Regions from separate parts of the Homo sapiens genome. Here region 2 is linked to region 1. The links are chromatin contacts, found by Hi-C or POLR2A ChIA-PET in ENCODE. All regions are on one chromosome and are shown on one strand. The core of a region is the stretch at or near the end of the contact, and the rest is flanking DNA. Distances in the headings are between cores, read along the strand shown.

Evidence for each region. Hi-C counts contacts between places; a loop is a spot of excess contacts on that map. ChIA-PET counts read pairs that join two places held with the same protein, here RNA polymerase II (POLR2A). Pooled maps may share reads with other maps.
Region 2: a pooled map shows a loop between it and region 1 (7-fold over the local background). The contact joins the promoter of SPATA20 here to the promoter of ACSF2 in region 1. A Hi-C loop is called at or near these places in 1 of 168 maps with a recorded cell type or tissue (CD4-positive, alpha-beta T cell) and 8 of 50 pooled maps. POLR2A ChIA-PET finds 5 or more read pairs at or near these places in 3 of 52 experiments (Caco-2, HepG2 and activated CD4-positive, alpha-beta T cell).

What each region holds. Positions count from the first base shown.
Region 1 is chr17:50,423,600-50,431,376 of GRCh38, reverse strand. ACSF2 (acyl-CoA synthetase family member 2) reads right to left here and starts at 5,159. Exons shown (of 16, transcript NM_025149.6): 1 at 4,988-5,159. The coding sequence starts at 5,115. RefSeq lists enhancers at 1-127, 5,083-5,627 and a silencer at 5,027-5,346.
Region 2 is chr17:50,540,647-50,548,423 of GRCh38, reverse strand. SPATA20 (spermatogenesis associated 20) reads right to left here and starts at 1,250. Exons shown (of 17, transcript NM_022827.4): 1 at 1,139-1,250; 2 at 657-704; 3 at 1-141. The coding sequence starts at 1,215. EPN3 (epsin 3) reads right to left here. Exons shown (of 10, transcript NM_017957.3): 7 at 7,362-7,631; 8 at 7,091-7,195; 9 at 6,730-6,960; 10 at 4,674-6,580. The coding sequence ends at 6,267. RefSeq lists silencers at 971-1,240, 6,105-6,544 and an enhancer at 4,868-5,368.

The DNA.
Region 1 (7,777 bases), core at 3,910-6,409:
AACTTTCTGCCTTGAATCAGTGTGTCTATGGACTTCCCCTGTAGACTCCTTCTAGAAAAACAGCTCTGTCAATGAAAACAAACTCATTCATCTTTTTATTACCTTTACATGCTTCACAGTACACTGCAGCAATGTACAGCATTCAAAGCAGAGGAGGGTAACTAAAACAGATGTGTACCATTCACTGATTCCAGCAGCCAAGTTCATAGTTATTTTCTACTGTTACATTTAGACTGGAGGATCCCCAGTGGAATGCATAGGGATATCGTTACCAAATCATTCATAAATCATGTTTTGGAAATTATGGGAAGAGTCTATTTCTTGTAACTATTTATGGTTACCACCCATAACACTTCCAGGCTTAATACAAGGCGCTTGTATAGAAACAGCATTTTGTAGTTTTCCATGTGTGTGTAAACTGTTGGTCACAAGAACAGAAAAATAGCTCAGCAGCTGTCTGAGCTATGTGATGTATGCAAAATGTGTCAAGCCCAGAGAGACATGAGACTTCAGTCATGCTCCTTCCTTCCCAGGGACAATTGTTTAAAGGCATTTTGCTCCTAACTAGCTGCTTTACCCATTACTTTCATGTTAACAAAATTTGTGATACAAAGAACAAAGTATAATGAATCAATAGCTTATATCATTTTAATGTACATTCTTGGTAAATCACTTAGGAACTGTCTCTTCTTTTCATTTATTTATTTATTTAGAGACAGAGTCTCGCTCTGTCGCCCAGGTTGGAGTGCAGTGGCACAATCTCGGCTCACTGCAACCTTCTCCTCCCGGGTTTAAGCGATTCTCCTGCCTCAGCCTCCCAAGTAGCTGAAACTACAGGCGCCCGCCACCATGCCCAGCTAATTTTGTATTTTTAGTAGAGACAGGGTTTCACCATATTGGCCAGGCTGGTCTCGAACTCCTGACCTTGTGATCTGCCTGCCTCGGCCTCCCAAAGTGCCGGGATTACAGGTGTGAGCCACTGCACCCAGCCTTCTTTTCTTTTAAAAACCCACTTGTAACTGCTGCTCATCAGATCATATAATCAGGGCAACTTGAGTCTATGCTCCCGGTTGCAGTCTGCAAACATGGCCCAAATAAATCTCTCTACTTATATTACTTTGGCCTCAGATTTTTCCCTTAGGTCCACAGTCTTATATGATCATAGCCATCCCCATGGAGGGTGGTCCACAAAGCCCCCTTACCCCTCTGTCCCCACCATCAGCACCAAGTCACTGGATCCCCAGCTCTGAGCACCACACCTAATTCTGAGAGGCTTTAGCCACTGATCTCTCTGCCTTCCCAGCTCTGAGTGTTCTCAACACCCTGGATGCAGCTGCCTCATAGGCAGCCCCAGGCCAGCTTTAGGGCAGGTCTGGGGGAAGCCTGCTCAGCCCAGGTTTCTCCTTGAATTCCTTCCTTGGAGGTTCACTGAAGCCCCAGACTAAGCCATCCACCTTCTTTGGGGAAGGAGGCACATAGATAGGGGGAAGGAGTTGGTCGTGAGGAGTTCTGGAGAGCAAAGGACAGCTTTTTCTTTCCTTCTGGGGAGAAAGACTCTGGGCCGGGCGTGGTGGCTCACGCCTGTAATCCCAGCACTTTAGGAGGCTGAGGCAGGTGGATTACTTGAGTTCAGGAGTTTGAGACTAGTCTGACCAACATGGTGAAACCCCATCTCCACTAAAAATACAAAATTAGCTGGGCGGGTGGCGCACACCGGTAATCCCAGCTACTTGGGAGGCTGAGGCAGGAGAACTGCTTGAACCCAGGAGGCGGAGGTTACAGTGACCTGAGATCATGCCATTGCACTCCAGCCTGGGGCAACAAGAGCGAAATTCCACCTCAAATAAAAAAAAAAGAAAAAGAGAAAGACTCTGAACAGCCCTGCGTCAAACGGAGAGGAGGACGTCCAGCAGACCCAAGGACTGGACATGTAGCTGGGTGGAAGTCACCATCTTGGCAATCAGCTAGGAGAAATAATTGGGTTCCAGAAAGAGGCCACCAATCAGGGGATCCTCTCCTACTTTCAAATCAGTCAGAATTCCCACCCAGACACCAGTCAAGGGTTTCCAGGGATCAGCCCTGCCTCAAAGGAAAGGCTGAGAACAAGAGCAAGCTTGTTTTATTCATCAGCCCAACAACACAGCAAGAAGGTAGTAAGTAATGAACTAACTAGCTCAGAGGTTAGATAACATGCCCGAGGTCATACAACCAACAGGGAGAGGACCCAGGGCTGTCATCCAGGATAGTCTAACTTCAAAGCCCTTGCTCTTTTCTCTCAGGCAAAACCAGGGTCTGGTAAGTAATAGGCCTGGGTGTTGGGCAACAGGAAAGCAGGCTGTGTGTGAGCAGATCGGAGAAAACAGAGGACGAAAGTCCAAGCGCATTCCTCACCATGGCACTTGCAACACCGAATAGTGCTCACCTTGATTTATTTCTCCTCCTACGAGGCTGCAAGTTCCTGGCAGGGTGAGGACTGAGTTCTGTGGCCTCTATATGCACAGCATGTGCTAGCATGACGCAGAATCTGTTCTCAGGAATGTTTGCTGATGGTTTCAGCCCTGAGGCTTCTTTTTTCATTTTTATTTTTATTTTTTTGAGATGAAGTCTTTCTCTGTCACCCAGACTGGAGTGCAGTGGTGCAATCTCAGCTCAGTGCAACCTCCGCTTCCCAGGTTCAAGTAATTCTCCTGCCTCAGCCTCCCAAGTAGCTGGGATTACAGGCATGTGCCACCACGCCAGGCTAATTTTATATTTTTAGTAGAGATGGGGTTTCTCCATGTTGGCCAGTCTGATCTAACTCCTGACCTCAAGTGATCCGCCCACCTCAGCCTCCCAAAGTGCTGGGATTACAGGCATAAGCCACCATGCTTGGCCTTTATTTTTATTTATTTATTTTTGACATGGAGTCTCCCTCTGTCACCCAGGCTGGAGTGCAGAGGTGCAGTCTTGGCTCACTACAACCACCGCCTCCCAGGTTGGAGCAATTCTCCTGCCTCAGACACCCTAGTAGCTGGTATTACAGGCACATGCCACCACGCCCGGCTGATTTTTGTATTTTTAGTAGAAACGGGGTTTCACCATGTTGGCCAAACCGGTCTCCTGACTTCAAGTGATCTGCCTGCCTGGGCTTCCCAAAGTGCTGGGATTACAGGCATGAGCCACCCACCCAGCCTTTATTTTTATTTTTTGAGTCTAGGTTTTGCTCTGCTGCTCAGGCTAGAGTGCAGTGGCATGATGACGGCTCAATGCAGCCTTGAACTCCTGGGCTCAAGTGATCCTACCACCTCTGCTTTCCAAAGTGCTGAGATTACAGGCATAAACCACCTTGCCTGGCCTGAGCCCTGAGGCTTCTGAAGGGGAAAGTAGGAGAGAAATCAGGTAAAACCATCACAGTCAGACAATAAGGGTGCAGGCACAAGGGAGTGGAAGGGGCAGAAAGAAAGTAGGCCAAACACTCAGAAAATCATCTGTCTGGATAAATGAGTCTCCTCCTGACACAGCAATAAGAATTTCTCTGAAGCTTGGTGCTCTCAGAGGTCCCAGGGCTGTAGCAGGTAAGTGACCTGTTTTGTTTATAGATAAAAAAAAGTCAAAGGTCAGAAATGTTGCCATGTGGCCTGATTTATTACTTATTTATTGGTTTGTTTGTTTGTTTTCTATTGGGCAGCCTCCTGAGCCAGAGTAGGCTGAGAGACTTCCCCTGTGGCCTGATTTAGTGTGATAAAATATGTACACTTTGGGAAGTAACTTTCCTCAGAGTCCTCCCAGCCTGAGGGGGCAGCCATGAGTCCAGAGGAGAGGCTTAAGAGACTAGGGGGTCAGGGGAGGGCCGAACTTGTCTAGGGAGACCCTGGGAAGTAGTGAGTGACTTCCCAGGGTCACTGGGAAGAGGACCCCACTGTCCTCATCTCAATCCCATCTACTGACCAGCCTTGATCCACTTAGTTTTCTCAGCAAATTAGGCAGAGTGATGTTAAGGCATTGCATGCTTTCTAGCATTCAGAAATCAGCAAGTTCAGAAAGTGTGATCTTGGAGTTCTAGCCAAAAAGGAGTCTGCATGTCCCTCCAACTCTTCCTACTTAGCCTTTTTAAAAACAAAAACAAATCTAGTTCTCTGAGACACAGCTTTGTTCTGACTTCTCCCTTTTCCATGTCCAGGCCCACACCCCATCTGATGTTGCTGAAAGTGCTGTCCTGACCATAGACTTAGTATCTGGCCGAGTTGAGTGGTAGGACAGGCTCAGTAGTGCACAGGGCTCCCCAGTGGTGCTGCTGAAGCTAACAGCCCTGATAACATGAGTGGCAGCCTGCTCTCTGTGTCTCAAGCACTTTCACATTTGCCATCTCACGGGGTCCTCCCAAGGACTGGTCACACCGGGAAGGCAGCTTTACTTACTGTGCTGCTGCAGAGGCAGTGAAGCTACTGGGAACTGAAATCCTCTGCCTGCCAGCTTCCATCCCACCCCTTGCACTGAGGACAGAAGGAAATAGGCCCAGGAGTAGGCAGCAAAGAATTAAAGCCATGTTAGTGAGCAGCTGATGAGGAGACAGGAGACTGCTAAGTTTAGTGGCCTGGGTCGGGGAGACTGGGGCTGATCCCCAAGTTTGCCCATGAAGGGGTTCCAACTCAGAGGCAGTGTCCTGGGGGTACAGCCCAGGCCTTGGCCCTTGCCCCTCCCCATCGGAATATTCTCCTTAAAGCCCACACTCCTTGCCCTCTGTGCCCATAAAGGAGAAGGAATCGAGAGTCTTGGACCAGAACTCGAAGTCACTGCAGCCACCAACCAAAGCCCCCTCCCCACCCAAGTCCACCAGGCCAAGCCAGCTTTTCCTATTGCCTAGGTGCTGGCGGGGGGCGGGGGAGGGGCGGGTACCTTCCCCCCAGTGCACTCGTCCAGAGGTGGGGCTTCCGAAGCTCGCCGGGACCTCCAAGTTCCTCTCCCGGGGAACTGCCCCGCCCCCTCTCTTCCCGCGGGGGGCCAGTACCTGAGGAAGCGGACACCCTGCAACCTGGCTTCCTGCCAACTCCGAGAGAGGGCGGCCCGGGCCCCCAGCACCCCCGAGCTCCCGGCGCACAGCCTCCCCAGGCGCAGCATCCCGACGTAGACAGCCATGGCTCGCTTTGCCCTGCGTCCCGGCCCGAGTAAACTTTTAAAGTGAGCCGGGGCGGGGCGGGCGCGCAGCGGGCGGGGAGGCGGGGAGGGTGGCCTCTGCCTATGGGGTGCGGCGGATTCGGTCTCCGCCGGCGGGGCGGGGCGGGGCGCGGCGGCGGCGACTTCGCGCGGGGCCACCTTCCCCTCCGACCCCGCGGCCCTCCCCCTCCCACCCTCGAAGAATAGCCCTGGTTTCCTCTGGATCCGAAGGCCCCAGCTGCAGTCCGAAACAGATCTTCCTCGCGACCATCCTCAGGGGCCTGGATGTTAGAAGCGCAAAAATTTGTTGATTTCCTAGAGGGAGAGCCAGCAGCACATCCGTGAGGGGCCAGATGGCAAGGTCAAGATCCATCCATCCCCTGCCCCCTCGGGTCACGTGCTGGCCCCGCTACTTGCGAGCCGGGGGCCAAAGGAGCAGGCGCGAAGCGTCCTTGAGGCATGCCAGCTGGAGCAGAGGGCCCCGCGGGGTTGGGGAGGCAGCCAGAACAAAGGGTGTCGCGGGTGAGCCCCCTGCGGGCCCGCTGGCGCCAGAGTCCCAGCTGAGGCCAGATGTCAGCTTCAGAAGGAACACCAGTTGTACCCCATCTCACAGGAGGCATCCTCCCATCCCTCCTCGGCGCCTCTGCCTTGACCTTCTGCACAGGGTTGGGGGCCGGACACGTAAGGTGGCCTCAGGGACTGGGACCTGTGTATTTCATCCTCCATCTGCCTGTCTTGGGGCCTGTGGCACAGTTCCCTGTGCTGCCCCAGGTGTGAATGGAAAGCAACCCTATGCCCCTCCTTAGGGTTCCTGAGGCCCAGGGGTGAGTGGGGTACTAAGACCTGGGCAGAGCTGCGGGACAGAGAAGGTGATAGCTCTGGTCCTGGCTAGGAAAAGTGGCACTGGGCACCAAAGAGTAGCACAGTTTATACCTGTTCCAGGTCCACACTGCCTCGGCCTAGCCATGACTCTTCCTCTAGAGAAGGAGCTGGAGAAGAATGGGGCAAAGGCCCTGGCAGTGTGACCTCCCCTCTCCTGACTGGAGGAGATGAAGTAAACCCTGCCAGGCAGAAGGGGTGGCTGAGAGTGGAGCCTGGCCTGAGGTGACCTTTGCCCTTATCTGGGAACTCTGGCTCCACTTGGGTCATGAGAAGGAGTCCATGCTGGGCCTCTTTATGATCTTGAGCGTGACCTCAAATCCTCCCTGGAACCCCGGTTCCTAGGGAGGGTCCCCACACTTCAGTTTCTGTGGGGTTGGGGCAGGAAGAGACAGAGGAACAAAGAGATCACCGGAGGCTGGGCCTGCAAGGGTGTGCTTTCCTAATTAGACTAACTGTCTTTGATAGCGGACCAGGGAATGTGGAGGGCTGGGGCATTCACAAGTCTGGGTTCCCAGCCGTGGCTGGCAGGCTTAGCCTCTAGCATGCTGGGTGACCCTGGGTAAACCACTGTCCCTCTCTTGGCCTATGAAGTGTGGGGTGGGTACTGATCTTGTAGGTCCTTCCACTCTTCTGGCTAGTTTGAGGGTCAGTCCTAGAGTGGGAGAGAAGTGAGTTCCTCCTTGAACTTTGCTCCAGCCTCGGCTTTTCAAGACACTGGGCTTTCCTGACTCTTCCTAGGTGCACAGGCCGTGGCATCATAGCCATCAGTTTCAGGGTATCTTGTACATGCCAGGCTCTTCAAGGACATTTTCTCTGACCCTCACAAACACCCTGCAAGGAACAGGCATGGCTTGGAATGTGTCTTTGTTTTTATGGATGAAGAAACTGAATCCCAAAGAGGTTCAGCTTCTTAAACATAGGCCAAAGCTCTGCCAGTAGTCTCTTTGTGGCTTTGGGCAAGTCACGGGGCCTCTCCAGCCTCGTTATCTGTCAAATGGGGATAATAATACCAACTTCACGCAGAGGGCTGGGTAAGAATTGAGTAGGTGGCACAGAACTGGTAGTCGGCCAGTTTTCAGTGATTGTTTCTTTTTCCATCCTCTCCTTCCTCTTGTGTCTTCACTCTAAGACCTTCCTCTGTGTAGGAATTGCAAACCTTTTTTAGGAGGGAGAATTGTTTTATTTGTGCAAAGCCCTGGTAGGCACTGGTTCTGTGGATGGGGAGGAGGGCTGGGAGAAAGTCAAGACGGCTGGTGGAAGTCCGTGAGTCATGGTGGGGGAATCACGTTGACCCGCATTCTTTGGCTAGTATAAGGAAGTGGGGAGCAGGGCAGTGGGCCATCCAGGCTCTCCAGCTTCCCTTCCCTTCCCTTTAACCAATTAAATTCCCCGTTGCTCCCCAAGGGGCCTTCTGCCTGAGCCATCACATCTCCTTTATGCTGCATGTGACTTGCATGATTTATGGTCCCTGTAATTTGGCTCATGCCATTGGCTACCATGAGAAAGCCCTTATTCCCGCCCCTTTGCCCATGTCTTGCTTCTGTGCTTCAAAAGCAGGCTCAAAATGTAAACACCATTTATTGATTTTTTTTCTTTCATAACATCAACCTACAGAAGACCTAGTCACAGTTACAGAATAGAATGTAAATGTAAGTATCACTAACTTTGGAAGTTACATCTGATAGTAGTTGAGAGGGAAGGGGTGGGGGAGAGTATAAAATAAAAAAAAAGGGTATGTCATTATGTACAAAAATAATAATAA
Region 2 (7,777 bases), core at 1-2,500, 120 kb before region 1:
AGGTATGGTGACTTCTCGTGGATCAGGCGGTTGGGGACCCTCTGGGGTGTAGATGAAGGATGGCTTCCTTTCCCTCCAGCAGGCATGGGCACTGAACTACTGACCGTCGCACTTCGGTCCTTGTCCCGGGAGGAGCTACCCCTGGCGAGGACTGGTGCATCAGGCAAGCCAGGGGCCTCCACCCACCTTCTCCCAGGCCCCCCAGCACCTGCTCCATTTCACTCAGCACCCCAGTAGGACCCCTGCTCCCAGCCCAACCCACCTTTCTGAACCATGGGGGAGACTGTGGCCTTTGTGCTCCCCCTTATGTTTTTTGGGGGGTGAGGAGAGGTGGCTCATTGGGGGCTCCTTGCCAGGTTAGTCTCCCCCAACCTCCTGGGCCTGGCGGTGGGAAGGATGGCTGTGAGGTCAGGGCGGGTCACAATGGGCAGAATGGTTCTTGGGGCTCCATTCTTACCCCTCCCCAGGCCCCTCCCCCGGCCCTTCCTGGAGCAGCTGCTTGGAGGCATCTCTCTGGCAGGCCTGGGTGTGGCCCCACTGGAAGGCAGCCTACTGTTGGTGGCTGGACAGGCCAAGATCAGTAGGGTCTGGGACTCGACCAGGTGAGGGACAAACAGAGGAAACCAGACATGGGGACTCCCTCACTCAGCGCCCACCTGCTGGGACTCCTGTGGGGCCAGGTCCTGGGCCAGACTCCAGGACACCTAGGGAATCAGAGACCTCAGGGAGTTCAGCCTGGAAGTGGGACTGCAGGCAGACCTAAATAACGAAAGGTCCATGCAGCAATAAAGGACTGTGACAGGGCACAGGGTACTATTGGAGAAAGGCCCTTGACCCAGCATCCAGCACTGGGGTGCAAGGAAGGCTTCCTGGAAGCAGTGTCAGAACAGTCCCTGAGGAGCTGGCACTGCACTGGAAGGAAGGGGAGAGGAGGGAAGGGATGAGGACGGGAGAGGAGGGGAGGAGGGCCTTACAGCCAGAGCCAGGTCTCAGGAGCAGACCGGAGGTGGGGTGGGGGAAGGGCCAGGCATGCAGGGGTGGTCCAGACTGGCACTGGGGACCGGTGTCCGGAAGACCCTCCACTGGGCCCGCAGGCAGGCGCAGGGAGTGCCCTAGGGGCCCGCTCGCCCGCCCGTACCTGCGGCTCGCGGCGAGGCCTGCACCGGCGCGGGGCAGCAGAAGGACGCGGCCCAACCAGGCCCGCGCGCCCAGCATGGCTGCTCGGGGCCGTGGGCCCGGCCGCTGAGGACAGGAAGGGAAGTCAGGAGGCTGCGAGGGGCGGGCCGGGCACCTACGGAGCCGCGGGCGGGTCTTCGCCGGGACTTGGGACAGTGTGGCTGGTCTCCGAGCGTCGCCCTGCGGCGGAGCGCAGAATTGCAGATCAGGCACCCGAGCCTTGGGAGGACCCATTCTGTGCATAAAACTGGGCTCTGCCCCTGCCTGGGGAGGACAGCCCTTCTCAAGGGAATAGGGAGAGTTGTGGGATCTAGGGCTGGGAGATGCTAGGGACATGGGATGCCAGAGCTTCAGCTCATTTTGTCCAACCCCTGCCCATTTTACAAATGAGAAATGAGATCCAAGGCGAAGGCGTACCTTGGCCAGGTCCACCAGCTAACAAGGTTTGCTTTTTGCAGCCTCCTCGTCTCTAGGTCCTACTCAAATCCTACCCACTCCAGGAAGTCTTCCTTAAATAATACTGATGAGCCCATTTTATGTCTCATAGGTTACACATGGCCTCATTGGCTACATTCAGCCAATATTTATTAAGTGCCTGCCGCCTGCCACTCTGCAAGGCACTGAGTATACAATGGTGGGCAGAGAGAAACAAGGCTCCTGCCCTCACATGGCTCACAGTCTGTTGAGAGCGGCAGATGCTAATTCGACAGCCATACCGATAAACACCCACGTGACAAGTCCGTGAGGGTATAACGTAACAAGTGACCTGATCTGGTGGAAGGGGCAAAGGATGAAGGCTTCCCTGAGGAAATCACATTTGTGAAGCCATGGAGAACGAGAGAAAGGAACTTGGAGGGTGCTCAGGGGGAGTGCTGGGGAAGGAGGCAGAGGTACAGTTTGTGCAAAGGTCCCGTGGCTTGTCAGTGAGTCCGGGCTGAGCAACTGCAGAAAGAGGGAAGACAGGCAGTAGATGAGGGCAGAGGCAAGATCTTGGAGACACTCGTGAACTGTAAGAAGGGGATTTTTATTTTTTGAGACAGAGTCTCGCTCTGTCACCCAGGCTGGAGTGCAGTGGTGTGATCTCGGCTCACTGCAACCTCCGCATCCTGGGTTCAAGGCTGGTCTCGAACTCCTGACCTCAGGTGATCCATCTGCCTTGGCCTCCCAAAGTGCTGGGATTACAGGCATGAGCCACCATACCCGACCCCATTTTTTTTTAGCCAGAGTCTCACTCTGTTGCCCAGGCTGGAGTGCAGTGGATCTTGGCTCTCTGCAACCTCCACCTCCTAGGTTTAAGCGATTCTTGTGCCTCAGCCTTCCAAGTAGCTGGGACTACAGGAGCGCGCCACCATGCCCAGCTAATTTTTGTATTTTTAGTAGAGACGGGGTTTCGCCATGTTGCCTAGGCTGGTCTCAAACTCCTGACCTCAAGCGATCCATCTGCCTCAGCCTCCGAAGTGCTGGGATTACAGGTGTGAGCCACCGTGCCTGGCCAGAGAAGGGGATTTTTGATGACAGTAGAAGCAAGCTATTGAAAGGCTTTAGTCAGGAGGGTTACCAGTTAGATCTGCGTTTTGGAAAGATCCCACCAGCTTCCCAGTGGAGAATGAACTGGAAAGGGGCAAGAGTGAAAGCAGGGGCAGATAGGAGGCTATAGCAGCACCCAGGGGGAGATGGGGGAGCAGAGATGCAGAGAAAGGGATGGGCTGGAAGTCGGTCAAGGAGGAAACGTCGTCAGGATGGGCGGCGACAAAGAAGGCGGTGTCCAGGGTGACTTGCAAGGTGGGGCCGTTCCCTCAAGAGAGGGCATGGGGTGGGGGTGGGGGGACAACTCATGGGGTTCATTGTGGGACCTGTGGGTTTGAGATGTGCACATGGAGGCAGAGATGACACTGCTTGGAGGACAGAGGAGAGGCTTCAGGAGAGAGGATTGGGGGTCTTGACTGTTGAGACCATGTGGGTGTGGAGCTGATCCAGGGAGACCATGCAGAGGAGCAGAGAAGAGGGCTCAGGTCCAGGCTTAAGTAAGCCTGTGAAAGACACAGATGGAGGCAGGGCATGGTGGCTCACGCCTGTAATCCCAGCACTTTGGGAGGCCGAGGAGGGTGGATCACCTGAGGTCAGGAGTTTTAGACCAACCTGACCAACATGGAGAAACCCCCATCTCTACTAAAAATACAAAATTAGCCGGGCATGGTGGCGCATGCCTGTAATCCTTGCTACTCGGGAGGCTGAGGCAGGAGAATCGCTTGAACCCGGGAGGCGGAGGTTGCGGTGAGCCGAGATTTCATGATTGCACCCCAGCCTGGGCAACAAGAGCGAAACTCTGTCTCAAAAAAAGAAGAAAGAAAGAAAGAAAGAAAGACACAGAAGGGAAGCAGCCAGGGTGCAAAGGACAGCACCCCAGAGATGAAGGACAGAGTGCCTACATGTCAGACTCCTGAGGGGCCAGCCTGGCTGGGACAGAAAAATGTCCACTGGCTTCAGCAACATGGAGGCCATTGGTGTGCTTAGTGGGCGTCGTTCTAGTGAAGTCAGGCTGAGAGCAGAAGTTGCCGAGTCGGCTGAGGAGGAAGAGGAAAGGGAGGGGAGACAGAGAGAGATGATGGGTGCTTGACATGAGAGGATAGATGGGAAGACACTGTCAAGATGGATGGAGCTAATTAAGACACATTTCGATGGGAAGGATTCGTTTGAGAGAAAGTGGTGGACGCCATCAAGGATAGAAGAGATGGTGGTCCTGGGTGACTCTGAGAATGTGGGGTGTGGCGGGTTGTTGGAAGGGTTGGCTAGCCGGAGGGTCCAGTGGGTGCTCCAAAGAACATGTTCTGGCTAGAAGGAATGAGGTTAAGCTCAGAGAGCCAGAAGCCTGCCTTGAATGTAGAGGAATCTGGGGTGATGACAAACCTCCAAGTGTGACCATGGTGAGGGTCATTGAGAGGTCAAGGGGCCATAAGGTCCTTGGATAATGGAGCGACTTGAAATTGAGGTAAGAGCTGGATGAGAAGACCATGAGCCAAGACCGAAGCATCCCAAAAGTGAGGTGGAGTGGCAGCCCCAGGCAGGGAAGAGACAGAATGACTTATGGCACCAACCTCCTAGCAGGAGGGGTCTTATAAGGAGGGAGGCAGGAAGCAAGGCTGCCAACTTTTTTTGTGGGAAACAAAACAGCTCCCCTTGGGAGTCCTCGGGGGGATCCAGTTTAGAAGAAGAGAGCCTGGGTGGCAGGGCCACAAAGGGTGGATCAGGGGCCAAGAAGGATGGAACATCCCAGGTTTGGGTGCAGCAGAAGATATTAATAGATGGGTGCTGGACTCTGGGTATTGCCTGGCAAAACCAGGAGTGAAAGCCATGATGGGTTCGTGCCTCATGGTCAGTCTTTGAAGAGGGTGGACTCTGAGCTGAATGGACACGCCTGGGGACATCCACATAGTAACCTCACAAGGAAGAAACTTCTGATCCCGTTTGACAAGTAAGGAAACGCAGGCACAGAGACATGGAGAGGGTAAGTAATTTACTCAAGGTCACAGAGCATAACCACTTATTACTAAGTGATTCTTGTTAGGGTCAAACCTTGGAGCAGAACTTTGAACCCTGTAAGTCTGACTCCTGAGCAGGTGTTCTTGTCCATCCTGTTTGTAACTGCATTGTGGGACTCCCTTCCCCTACCCCCACCTCAGGAAGGGGAGTGGCATTGTGCCTCTCCACTCACCGACTCTGGTGGAAGGCCATTTGTCCCTGAAAGGGGGATGGAGGCTGGCTGCAGGCTGCCTGCAGAGCCAGACCCCAAGCACTGAGGACACATCAGTGTCCAGTGGTCCAGTGATCAGGGAGCATTGAGAAGAAAAACAGGCGAGGGTGGTCATAGGGGCCCCTCCTGGATTGAGTACCAGGCCTCACCCCACCCTTGGTTTCCCAGACTCCACATAAACCCCCAGAAGGGGTCCGATTCCTCCTGTGTGGCTAAGACTGAGTTTCTCGCTAGCCTTGGCGAAGCAAGGGAGAGGGCAGAGTTACATTTAAGGTGACTCAGTAAAACAAAGGAGCCTGGGAGCTCCTGCACTTGGCTTCTGCCACAGCCGCATCACGTGCCCCTGGCTTGTCTACCCTGCTGCGCTCGAGCTCCTGGAGGTTGGATCCCTCCAAGGTGAGCCCAGCACTTTGTCCACAGCAGTCAGTCAATATTTGCTGAATTAAATCTGGGGCCCAGCCTGGGATCTCCAGGCCTTGGAGCCAGACTGTCTGACTCTTGAGTTCCAGCCCCGCCCCATGCCAGCTTTGTGACTTTGAGCATGCCATTCAACCTCTCTGAGCCACGGTTTCCTTGCCTGAAAAATGGGAGTAGTGCCGGCTGCAAGGTGAGATACCTGTGCAATCGCACTGCAGTGGGCTTTGCGCTTGGTTTCATGCTCTGTTGTCCCTGTTTTGAAATTCTTCATACGATTTTGAACAAGGAGCCCCTACATTTTTATTTTGTATTGAGCCCCACAGATTATGTAGCCGGGATCCTGAACGGAATTAACAATATTTTCTACCTCAGAGAGTCGTTGCAAGCATTAAATAAACTGATCTGCTTAGCACGTAAGCAGTACCCAATAAATAGGAACAAAGGCCTATTGTCTCTTGCTGTTAGCCCAACCCCAGTGCCCATGTGTGATAAATGAATGAAATGACCGAATTGAGTGACAGCCTGGCAGCATCTGGAAGCGAAGGTGCCTGGGTGACGGGGGATGGAGGTGAGGGTTGAGAAGAGCTGTAAAGGAAGCGGGGCAGTTTTGCACCCCACGTTGTGCAGCTGCAGTTTCCTAAACAGCCGGTGATCCACGCTGTGGTCGAGACCCGGCCGCCACACCCCGCAAAAAGTCCACTTGGTGAGAGCTGAGAACGAGGGTTCCAGTCTTTATTATGCGGGCGTTCAGTTTCTAGCTCCCGGGCCGTGGTCCGCGTCCAGCTTCCAGAGCCGCCGCGGGATACCAGCCGCCACTGGCTCGGCGTTCCACTAGCACCGGCGCCCCGCCCAGCCCCGGGTCCGGAGGCGGGGCCGCGGAGCGTCCGGCGCAGGCGCAGGCCGGTATGGGACGGGGCGGGGCTCAGAGGAAGGGGTTGGTGCCGGTCTGCGGGGGCGGGGGCCGCGGCCCGGCTGAGCTCGGCGTGGGCAGCAGCGGCTGCGGTGCGAAGGCTCCGGCCTGCGGGAAGACGCTAACCGAGGCGGGGAGGGTCAAGCCAGCTGGCACGCTGCTGAGCGGGAGGGGCAGAGAGGCGCTGTAGGTCATGGAGCCCAGGGGCGCCCCCACAGGCCCGCCTGCCAGGCCCAGCGCCGGCGAGCCGGTGCGCATCTGGTTTAGCGTCGGCCTGCCCGGCTCGCCCGCGCCGAACGGGTTGGTGGGGGACGGAGCGCTGAGACCTGCAGAACGAGAGTGGCTTTGAGTGACCCGGGGTTCAGAGCCCTACACCGGGAGGTCGTGGAAGTTGGGAAGAAGAGTGGGCTCCTCCGGCGGAGGCTAGGCTCTGAAAGCAGGAGCCCCTGGGTTGAGGGACAAGGGCATATCTTACCTGTCAGGAAGGGGTTCCGGGTCTTTGCAACCTGGGGTGCCTTGACCAACGAGTCAAGGTTGACCAAGGAGGAAGCTGAGGGACCCAGGAAGGACTCGGGAGTCCGGCAAGCTCGGGCCTCTTTGCTTGGCTGGGTTAGTGCTTCCCCTAGTATGCCCAGGTCCAGGGCATCTGGCTCCTTCGTGCCATTTTGCTTGGAACTGGGGCTGGGGTCTCCAAACAGGTCCAGCTCTGGAATAGAAATGCTAGAGCTAATTGGTGGGGAAAGGGATTGGCGCCCGACGTGGGAGGAAGAGGACAGAGGCTGCTCGGGGTGGGCCCCTCATTCCCCAGAGCCTCACCATCCCCTTGCCCTGCTCACCCACAGGGCTGCTGGGCTTCCCAGAGGGCAGGGCCTGCTCCAGCCCCTCCTTGGTCTCTGTGGATTCTGGAGGTTTGGCAAATGGGTCAAAGGTCGAGGCACCACCTCGGAAGAGAGAGAGGAAGAGGAGATGGGTTGACAAAAAGGGCAGGTGTTGGTCTGACCCCTTTCCAGAGAAGCTGTCCTCCTAACACAAACAGTATCTGCTGCCCCTTGGCCCTGCCTGGAAGTCCCCCAGCTCCTCACTCACACTCTCTGGCCCTCTTCTTACCAGGTGTGTCGGAGGTCTCCAGGGAGGCTCCCCAAGGGTCAGCCCCAGTGCTGGGGAGTTTGTGGTGGGGAGAGTTCAGGGCCCAGGGGTCTGTGGTGGGGGGCCCAGCAGGCAGCACTGGGGTCCTGCCCCAGGGCTCAGAGGAGGAGAGCATGGGAGTCAGATCCCAGGGCTGGCTTCGGGACAGGACGGTTCCTGAGGGGATCGGAGACCAGGGGTCTGCAGAAGGCCCCCAGGAGGATCCACTGGCCTCTGTGTTCGGCCTAAAACCTGAAATGGGAACAGCATAGACATGATCCCAGGCCCACCCTTATCCCTCGCCCAGGGCCCTTCCCAGTTACCCAGCCCAAGTTGGGAGGCAGAAGATCCATGTCACAGATGGCCTGCAGCCTCAGGACCACCCAGCAGGCTGGAGC